Regions from separate parts of the Homo sapiens genome. Here region 1 is linked to region 2. A link is an interaction called in ENCODE POLR2A ChIA-PET data of the cell type or tissue named here. Cell type or tissue: Panc1. All regions are shown on one strand. Links, peaks and the distances in the headings refer to the core of each region. The heading gives the core; the rest is flanking DNA.

Evidence for each region. ChIA-PET counts read pairs that join two places held together with the same protein. Peaks named below come from ENCODE experiments on the same cell type or tissue, not always from the same donor. Only the 100,000 strongest peaks of a DNase experiment are listed, where the experiment ranks them.
Region 1: POLR2A ChIA-PET joins it to region 2 with 11 read pairs; 1 of 35 experiments calls an interaction of 5 or more read pairs at or near these places.

The regions. Positions count from the first base shown.
Region 1 is chr16:22,023,242-22,028,627 of GRCh38, forward strand. The region is part of intron 1 of MOSMO (modulator of smoothened); the gene reads left to right. Among named protein-coding and RNA genes, the nearest start is that of MOSMO, 18 kb to the left of the region's middle. RefSeq lists an enhancer at 2,878-4,077 and a silencer at 4,473-4,632. In Panc1, for the core only: no CTCF peak of the experiment used is centred there; a DNase peak (open chromatin) is centred at 3,370; H3K4me3 peaks cover 416 bases; H3K27ac peaks cover 3,410 bases.
Region 2 is chr16:22,367,108-22,372,493 of GRCh38, forward strand. The region is part of intron 1 of CDR2 (cerebellar degeneration related protein 2); the gene reads right to left. Among named protein-coding and RNA genes, the nearest start is that of CDR2, 4.8 kb to the right of the region's middle. In Panc1, for the core only: no CTCF peak of the experiment used is centred there; a DNase peak (open chromatin) is centred at 2,614; H3K4me3 peaks cover 102 bases; H3K27ac peaks cover 556 bases.

The sequences.
Region 1 (5,386 bases), core at 291-5,290, 340 kb before region 2:
GGATTAGAAGACAAACCCTTTTATGTTGATATGTTGCTAATATAGGACTAATCCTAGAAACCTCATACTCTTTCTGAGGTTCTTACCATTCAGTAGGTAGCTATTATCGTGTAACCATTTAGAATTGCACCATTAGTTAAGTAAGATGTTGGCTTTAAGTGGACCACCCTGTATTGAAGATTTAATTATCCTTTATTGTGACTATCTTGACAGTTATCAGGGATGTTGGATACATTATGGGTTTTCCCTACTGTGCTATTTCTTTTATTTTTTGCCTCTGTAAGTTGCTGGGCACTGCTTTTTTTCTCTTTTTATTAGCCTAGAATTAACTAAAAGATTGTATCTCTTATCCATCACCTCCTACTGTGCTCTGCCCTTCCTCTCTAGGAGCCTCTTGTGGCAAATCTCCAACTTGGCCATTCAAGCAGTTCATACCCAGATGAAAAAGTTCAAGGTACAGATATCAGCCATTCTCAGTGGTCAGTTTCCATTGTCTTTACCAATAGCTCTCTGCTGTGCTCAGCTCCTGTTTCTCTGAGCTTGGGGTTTTACTGAGTTTTTTTTAGAAAATCCGTCAACTTATCTAATGAAGAAGACTCTTGTCTTTTGACTGTATTGATACAGGCTACAGAGGTACTTACTCCTTTTCTGTGAACCTGTTTTCTCTTGTATAGATTCAAGAAATTCTTCAGTGATTCTGCTTTGTTGATGGTATTCTTGTCATTTTCTCATGCTGCTATAGAATTTTGTACAAATTATATATATATATATATATTTTCTTAAGAAACTTAGTTTATCCAACAAAAGGACTATAACACTATTTTACATTCTTAATTCTGATATAAAGCACATTTTCAAATTAGTTGCCAACCTTTGTTTTAAAATTATATTGAAATCCTGGATCTAGATCTTCTAGACAGTTTCTTTGGTATATTATATTGGTCATTTCAGTGGGGTTTGGAGAAGACAGGAGAATAAATTGACTCACTTTACCTCCCAGCAATGTTTAATGAATGTTGATTGAATGAGTGAAATTAGTGGTTAGGTAGAGCAGTTGATTTGGCCTAAATAATATTTACAAATATGTATAGGAGATTTAGTCTACAGCAGTTGATTATCTTTGAAAACTTTTTTTTTTTTTTGAGACGGAGTCTTGTTCTGTCACCAGGCTGGAGAGCAGTGGTATGATCTCGGCTCACTGCCACCTCCACCTCCAGGGTTCAAGTGATTCTCCTGCCTCAGCCTCCTGAGTAGCTGGGACTATATAGGCTTATGCCACCACACCCAGCTAATTTTCGTATTTTTAGCAGAGACGGGGTTTCACCATGTTGGCCAGGATGGTCTCGATCTCTTGACCTTGTGATCTGCCCACCTCAGCCTCCCGAAGTGCTGGAATTACAGGCATGAGCCACTGCGCCTGGCCGAAAACATTTTTAATAGTGGGAAAGTTATGATACAATAATTTTCTTAAGGTCACACATTTAAGTAACCAGAAAAGGTTTAAGTTTTATGGCTCCTATTTATGGCAGGGACATATGTGTAATCAGTTAGAATGCAGGAGACATTATATTAAAGTGGCTAACAGGACAGACTGTAGAGCCTAGGTTCAAATTCTACCTGTTCTGTCTGGACATGACGGTTCATGTGCCTGTAATCTGAGCACTTTGGGAGGCTGAGATGGGAGGATCGCCTGAGCCCAGGAGTTTGAGACCAACCTGGGCAACATAGCAAGACTTCATCTCTACAAACATTTTTTTTTTTAATTGCTAGTCATGATGATGTGTGCCTGTAGTCCTAGCTACTCGGGAGGCTGAGGCAGAAGGATCGCTTGAGCCTAGGAGTTCAAGGCTGCAGTGAGATATGATTGTGCCACTGTACTCCAGCCTGGGCAATGGAACAAGACTCTGTCTAAAAAAAAAAAAAAAATTCTATCTGTTCAGCTTACTAGCAGCATGATTTTGGGCAACATACCTCAGAGGTCTGTTTCATGTATATAAAACACTTACAGTGCTTGGCACATAGCACTATGTAAGTGTCAACTAAAGTTAATCAGACTAACTTTTGAAGATCCTTAGCTATAGTCTTTTCGGGAGCCATAGGCAGTTATCTTAAAAATTGATCATAAATACTTTATTGTAATAAATATTAAGTTGTAGATATAAATGTTACCATACCGATTCTACTGTTTACATATAAATTCTAGTCCATGGACAACTGGCCACAGTGTTTACCTCATATGAATAGTACCACTACTGTAAAGAAGAGTAGTCTTACTGTTGAAAAAAGTAAATTTCAATATTGAATACAAATTGAAATCAGTGAGCCTAACTGTACATCAAATTAATCATGTAACCATCAAGGAAAAAAGGAATTATCAAGTAACTTTTCAACATAAAACTCTGACTGTGCTCTCTTAATGATGGGATATAACCTAAGGACAAAAAGAACTGCAAAGAAATACTGATCTTAGTAGGTAACAAACCCCCTACAACAGCTCTGCAGGGGAAATGTCCCCATTTTGCTGTTGAAGAAGCATATTCAAAGAAGGGAATGATTTACCTGGCATTAAATGATGCTGGAGTCATACCACACTGCTGTTTTTATAGTGTGCTGTTTCTGATGAGTCCTGTTTTAACCATCCTGGTTTGTTTAGTACCTCTCTCTTATTAACACCCTCTGTAATTATTAGAACCACATTTTCAAGAACTTAGTAACCATTTGAACCCCCTTTTTTCAATAATTTCATTCCATGTAATCAGGCCTAGTTTTTTGAAATCTGCTTTCCTAAGGGGTATTTGACCTACCCATTCTTTACAAATTCTGAGATGACCTAGATGACCTAACAGCTTTTTTCCTAATTCCTCCTGCTTCACCAATAACTAGTTCCTGGAATATTAGCTAGTGTCCAAGTCACAATTATTTATGGTCTGTATGATAACTAAGTCTGGAAGTTGGATATGAGAGAATTGCATTCTTTTTTTTTTTTTTTTTTTTGGAGACAGGATCTCACTCTGTCGCCCAGGCTGGAGTGCTGTGGTGCGATTTTGGCTCACTGCAACCTCCACCTTCCGGGTTGCAGTGATCCTCCTGACTCAGCCTCCTGAGTAGCTGGGATGACAGGCACGTGCTACCAAGCCCAGCTAATTTTTGTATTTTTAGTAGAGACAGGGTTTTACCATGTTGGTCAAGTTGATCTCAAACTCCTGACCTCAGGTGATCCGCCCACCTCGGCCTCCCAAAGAGCTGGGATTACAGGCATGAGCCACCGCGCCCAGCCTGAGAATTGCATTCTTAAAGACATTAATCTGTTTGTAATTTAGGATGTCTTATAGTGATTTGGTGGTGAGACATACGGGAAGGGGTGGTAAAGAGTGCAATTGTTGGACCTGTGCTTTTTACGTGAAATAGCGGAAATGAGTATTACTTTACAAACTGGTTTTGGAAATGATTCATTCATTAAAGAAAGCAAATAAAAATAGCAATAAAACTAGGACATAATAACTGGTTGTTAAATGAACTCTATGTCCTTTGAAAAGGAGATGATTAAGGAAGAAAATATGTAAATAACTTGGGTACACAAGCTGCTATTTGAAATTCTGCTGAGTAAAAATGATAGGAGGAGTTAAACTGTTCAGGAATTTAGCTCTTGCTTAAAGTATTCGTGTAGCAAGTCTCTGTTTTTTTTAAATTACAGTGTTTGAAGATCCTCTTCTTGAATTAACAGAATCAAAGTGAAATTCCATTTTTTAAATCACTCCTAAACTGTCTTTAGTGTGTGGCTTTAAAATATAATTCTATGTAATATACTAGAGAAATTCTCAAGAAAATCTAGGACTAGGATTTCAATATAATTTTAAAAGGAAGTAAGGTGGGCAATCAGATTAATTTGAAAAAGTGCTTTATATCACTAGTAAGAATGCAAAACTGTGTTATAGTGCTTTCATTAGGTTAACTGCGTTTCTAAACACCTGGAGAAAATTATTTTAGTATTTTCTGTCCAAAATAGCGGTTTGTGGAAAATGCGCCACTTGTCTGGGGAAATCAGTGTTTATGAGACATCTTTGTTAATGTTTCTAAAGTTTTAACTCTCTGGACAAACATTCAAGAAAAATTTAACCGTTATACAAAAATATTCCTACATAGTAAACTTTGAGCACACCTGTGGAATTAGACTTGGTTCATGTTCTAACCAACTCCTTCTAGCTGGTACCTTGTCATTTAGCCTGTTACTGAGTTTCCTTATTGAATTGTTTTGAGAATTAACTTGAGCACACATAAAGCACTTAATACTACACCCAGCACTAAGAAAGCACTCAAAATATAGTGGCAGCTATTATTATTTATCCTTCTTCCTCTCCGTTTTCTCCTCCAGATTTATGAGTGATAGGGACAGAAAATTTCTTATCAGAGTGCCCTTTATTTTAATCTCAAGGTTTTGAAGTAGAATTTAGGACAAAAATAGATTTTTCTGAACCAAAACACTGAAGATTCTGTTTGGGAAGTGAGAAAGCAAGCTGCTAAACACCTACTCTACTTGTGCAGTGACAAGAAAATTGAATTTCTCATTCGTTTCCTGCCCCTAGCCCTTGCCTTCAGTTTCTCTGCCTCAGTATGAAAGTATCTGTATTCCTTTGGGGACAGTTGCCTCACTGAAGCCACAAAGAGCAGTCTCCAGGAGTTGTGTGGCAAGCTAACTATAACCTTTTGGAAGAACATCTGGATACAGTTTTCATTTTTAAAATGTATCGTTTTTTAGGTCATTAGATTTATATAGTTCAAATTTATTGGTGTCAGTTCTCTTCCTAGGTTGTACCATCCATTTTGAAAAGATGTATGTCTTTTATCCAGAAGATGTAAAGTATATAGGGTCATAATCAATAAAAATCTCTATCTTCAGTTAAACTACTGGAGTTTTCCCTTCTTCAAGTTTTCAGAATATAATCATTATACCAAACACACGTGTGCGTATGCATATATATCCATCCATACAAATATAACTTTCCTTTATTATGATTACTCAGTTGCAAGCAGTGTAGAAGTTATAATATTTGTTTTATTATAATCATTTCAGCAATATGGATAGGGCTACTGGACCCTGGAATTTGAAAAGAGAGGATCTTTTTTATGTTTTTTTTTTTTAATTTTGATAAAATATGCATAACGAAATTTACCATCTTAACCATTTTTAAGTGTACAGTTCAGTGGCATTAAGTTTATTCACATTGTTTTACCACCGTCACCCCGATCCATCTGTAAAGCTCTTTTCATCTTGCAAAACCAAAACTCTACACCCATTAAACAACTTAAAAAGAGAGGATCTTAACATCAGAATCACATAATTACTACTCTATAAACATCTGATGGGTGTTTACTTCTAAAACAACTG
Region 2 (5,386 bases), core at 96-5,095:
TGGATTCCTGGGCTCAAGTGATCTTCCTGCCTCAGCCTGCCAAACAGCTGGGACTACAGGCATGCACTACCAAACCCAGCTTACTTACTTACTGATTTATTGTAGAGACAGGGTCTTACAATGCTGCCCAGGATGATCTCAAACTTCTGGCCTCAACACATCCTCCCACATCAGCCTCCCAAAATGTTGGGATTACAGGCATGAGCCACTGTGCCCAGCCTAGGGCCCAATTTAGAAAGGGAGGTCATAAGGAAGGTCTGACAAGACCTTTTAGCTGAAGCTTGAAGGATGAAGAACTTGCCATGAATTTGGCATATTCTACAACCTGACAAGCAGCCAGTATGATAGAAGCATGAGGGATCAGATCATATAGGATTTTATAGCCCATGGTAGGTAAAGTTTAAATTTTATTCTAGGTATGATGGAAAGTAGCCTCAGTTATTGTCATAAAAGTATTATGAAAAAAATTTATCATAAAAACAAGGAAACTCACTACATAATGATTTTTAAACTTAATTTTTAGAGGTTGACAAATAAGGCTTAATGGCTATCCACCACTACTCATAGTAAAACTTAGCATTGAGTAAATGGTAACAACAGCATTAGTTGTTGTAATGTCCACTCAAGTGCATAATTAGTATTCTACTTGGTTAGTTTTCACTCTGGAAAAAGCAGCAAAACCTACCACACCCAACTCCAGATCATTTAAAAACATTTTACACCCATTTAAAATAAAACAGTATACTGTTGGTAGATAGGTGCTAAAATACATTCTCTTGTGATTTCAAAACTAACAATGTCTATTAGTCATTACATTCATTAAGACTTTAGAGGCCAGGTGCAGTGGGTCATGCCTATAATCCCAGCATTTTGGGAGGGTGAACCAGATGGACTGCTTGAGCTCAGAAGTTCGAGACCAGCCAGGGCAACATGGTGAAATTACATCTCTACCAAAAATACAGTGAGGCCCTGTCTCAAAAATAAAAAAATAAAAAATAAAGACTTCCATTAAATCTATGAAATAACTTGTATTTACAAAACACAGAACTTTTACAAATAGCTCAAAGCATTTAAGAGACATTAGTCTTTTTCTTGTCATTATTTATTTATTTTTTTTGAGATGGAGTCTCTCACTCTTGTCACCCAGGCTGGAGGGCAGTGGTGCGATCTCGGCTCACTGCAACCTCTGCCTCCTGGATTCAAGTGATTCTCCTGCCTCAGCCTCCTGAGTAGCTGGGATTACAGGCACCCACCACCACACCTGGCTAATTTTTGTATTGTTAGTAGAGATGGGGTTTCACTATGCTGGCCAGGCTGGTCTCGAAATCCTGACCTCAAGTGATCCGCCCACCGCGGCCTCCCCAAGTGCTGGGGATTATAGGCATGAGCCACTGCCCCCAGCCTACTTTTTGTTTTCTAGAGACATTAGTCTTTATATCTTTAAAGGTATTTAGTCCAGTTTCTCAGATGAGACAGCCTGAAGCACAAAACTGTTAATTGACCTAATCAAGCTCCAAGGTGAGTCACAGATCAAACAGAAACTCTTAGGTCAACAGGTTCTCACTCTCACTCTCATCACGATTCTTTGTTATCTTCATCTGCAGAGTTTTAAGGCAATTGAAAGAGAGGTCCGCAGGCTTCTTTAAGGTAGAGAATACAAATGTTCCCCTTGTTGAGGTACTTAATTTCTTCTACTTGTTTTCACAGATTGCAATGAGAAATTAGAGTTCAACTATTTGGGTTTTTATTGCCTGCTCTGCTAGTGAAAGCACATACAACCCCAGGCAAGTTAATACCCTGTTTTCACCAAATGAAAAAGGAACTATGTATGGCTCAACATGTTCCAGAAAAAATGATTTTGTACTCACAGAGTGTGTAATGTGTATACATAGACCCATATGGAAGCTACCACACTGTATTAAAGACAAAGTATAAAAACATTACCTAGGTATTACTTAAGTCTTTCCTTCTTAAATGTGTGAAGTGGTAATTCCTCACTGGGAAGGCTCAGATTCACCAAAGATGCTCTTAACCAGCAATCAAAGCCTGAGCCAAGGACCGGGTGTGGTGGCTCACACCTGTAATCTCAGCACTTTGGGACGCCAAGGCAGGAGGACTGTTTGAGGCCAAGAGTTCGAGACCAGCATGGGCAACATAGCAAGACCTTGTCTCTTAGCAGGAAAAAAAAAAAAAAGAAAAAAAACAAAACCCAACTGGGCTGAAACCTCTCCCAGAATCCAGACTGTCTTGAGACTATCACCACTTTCATTCAGTTATGGAACTACCTGTGCTACTTAAGAGTAGCCAGGAACCTCTTCCCTGCTCCTGCAGAAAGAGATACCAAGGACAGCACTCTTTAGTAGATAGCAAACAAAAAAGAATTTGAGACTTGTCCTTATCTCAAACCTTATTTCCAGTAAAACAAAGCACCAGCCTGGCTCAGAAACCTGAAGTCTCGATCTCCTAAATATTTATAGGCTGTTAAGGATAGAATTTTAACAAGTCCCAACTACAAGAAAGCTCCTGTGAAGTCACACTGTATAACAGGATATTACTTCATCTGTTAGCTTAAAGACACCGGACTTTGTCTTTAAAAAAAGTTCATTTCCTGTTGAGTAGCAGCTGGCTTCCATAACCAAAAGAGGCCAAAAGCTGGCAGTAAGCCCAAGAAAGTTTTCTAAATAATTAGTGGAGGGAATAGAATATTGAATGTCCCTTATAGTTTTAATTAAGGCACAAAAGAAAAGGAAATAATATAGTTTCGAAGCCTTATACACCTGTTCATCTCTACAGGATTACAAAATGAATTTTCATTAAGAGGGTCTTCTCTAAATCCTATTGAACTGGCCTGGTTTAGGCAACTACTAAAAATACTGTAGATTTATTGCAGGCTTGAGAATTTCAACATATCAATACCTTCATATGTTGAATATTCTTTCACTAATGAGTCTTTGCAGGTAATAATATATTTTTAATGGTGTAAACTGTTAGCTTTAAACAGATACTCAGCTCTATGCTTTAGGCAAAAAATTAGTACTGGCAGCTGTAGTCTGTAGGAGTAATTCACTAACAGTAAGGCTGAAAGTTTTTCCTATTACAAAGTCAAATGCGTCATTTAGTGATGCTTCTGTTTAACTCCTGTTGCCAATGTTACTATAATTGGGAAAGCAGAAAACCTGAATATAAATATCAAGAAAAATGATGTTGTCAGTTTTAATAACCCTCCAAACAGTGATTCAGCAAAATAGTTGTACACAAGGAGGATGTACTCATCCTGCAATTTTAGGATTCCTTTAAACTAAGAGTTCATTTACTGATCCACATAACAGAAACCTGAATCCTTATTCTAAGTTTGCACAGCTCACCAAATGACAATAGCAGCTGGTTTAAAAGAAAATCCAGTCTCTGAAGTCTTTCCACCTTGTTCTCAGGGGCATGTTTCAAAGCAAGCACCATCATTACCTGCACTGAAGGCTCCTGCTGTCCCAGAAAAGATCTTACCCACAGAGATTATTGTCAGTATTCCTACTGAGCCAACTCAGCTCTCTGACAAAAGACAGTCTCTTCATCAAAGAGTTTTGTAACAGCAAAGGGTTTTCTCCTCCTGCCTACACAAAAGCTTTACATGTTTCTAACAAGGTATGAATAGTAGACCAGAGTTTACTGAGGTTAGAAATTTCCAGCAATTTCAATTTAAAAACGGATACCCTAGGAAACTTTGATACAAAGATTCAATCTATTCAGAGCATGGCTTACTACTGCTAAAGGAAAACATTCTATAGTTGTAAGATACTGAGAACAGGATCATTAAAAGTTGTTTTCCAGCCAGGTGCGGTGGTTCACGCCTGTAATCCCAGCACTTTGGGAGGCCGAGGCGGGTAAATCACGAGGTCAGGAGATTGAGACCATCCTGGCTAACATGGGGAAACCCCGTCTCTACTAAAAATACAAAAATTAGCTGGGTGTGGTGGCACGTGTCTGTAATCCCAGCTACTTGGGAGGCTGAGGCAGGAAAATGGCTTGAACGCGGGAGGCGGAGATTGCAGTGAGCCAAGAGCGTGCCACTGCACTCCAGCCTGGGGACAGAGCGAGACTCCACCTCAAAAAAAAAAAAAAAGTTTTAAGCAGTTCTCTCCAAATAAGCCTTGCTCAGTAATAATAATGAGGATGTTAAAAAACGGACAGATGCCTGCACATAAAATCCCACTAGACTTGCTGAATAATCTGTTTAACAGGACAGACCTGCTCCCAAACTTAATTCAGCAGCAAGTGTCTACTGAGGGCCTACAATGTACGAGGCGCTGTAGTGGGCACATCCCATGAGGCGGCACCTCCAGGCTTCTCTAGTGAACAGATTCCTGGAACATTCACTCTATGGGAGTAGGAATCCTACCTATCCACTCATGTGGGGAGGTGCTGTGGCCCCAGGGCCCAGGCGAATACCTGGCAAAGAGCAGATAATACATTTTTGAGAAATGAACAAGTTTTAAAATCTGTTAAAAGTTTAGGAGTTAACATATAACTTAGCAAAACTGGGGAAAGGATACCCTTTTATTCACACTGTAGCCTTTATTCTTTGACAGGCCATATTCACAAGTTACAATTGTTGGAATTTCACATCTTCTACTCGTACTCCATATAGTTGGTTATGACACAGAGGGTTAAGTCAAAGTCCACTGTGATAACGTAACAGCCCTTTGAAAAACACAGAAATGCAACTGGCAGTAAAGAGGTTCAGATATGTGTGTGTGTGTGTGTGTGTGTGTGTGTGTGTGTGTTTTGAGAGGGAGTTTCGTTCTTGTCATCCAGGCTGGAGTGCAATAGCACGATCTCAGCTCACTGCAACTCCGCCTCCCAGTTTCAAGCAATTCTCCTGCCTCAGCCTCCCGAGTAGCTGGGATTACAGGGGCCTGCCACCACACCCACCTAATTTTGTATTTTTAGTGGAGATGGAGTTTCACCATGTTGGCCAGGCTGGTCTCGAATTCCTGGCCTCAGGTTATATGCCCGCCTCGGCCTCCCAAAGTGCTAGGATTACAGGCATGAGTCACTGCGCCCAGCCCAGACCTGTGTTTTTAAGGTTAAACTTGAAGAGCTGATGACTTTATTTTGATCAGAGGTTAAAGAGAATTCCTCGTGTAACCCTGACACGTTGCACTTGCTGCTCGGTAGATTGAAGTGTTACAGCTGTTGTTCCTAACAACCTCCCACAGCGGGAGAATGCAGCGTGGACTAAGGCACCTGATGGAAGAGAGCCATGAAAACAATTCTGTGCGAGTGCTTCAGTGCAGTTCAACAAATATTAAAATCGAGCTTCCAGTATGTGCCAAGTATTATGCTAGATGCTGGAAACACAAGAAAAAAGAACCTGCCCCCTCTATGCCCT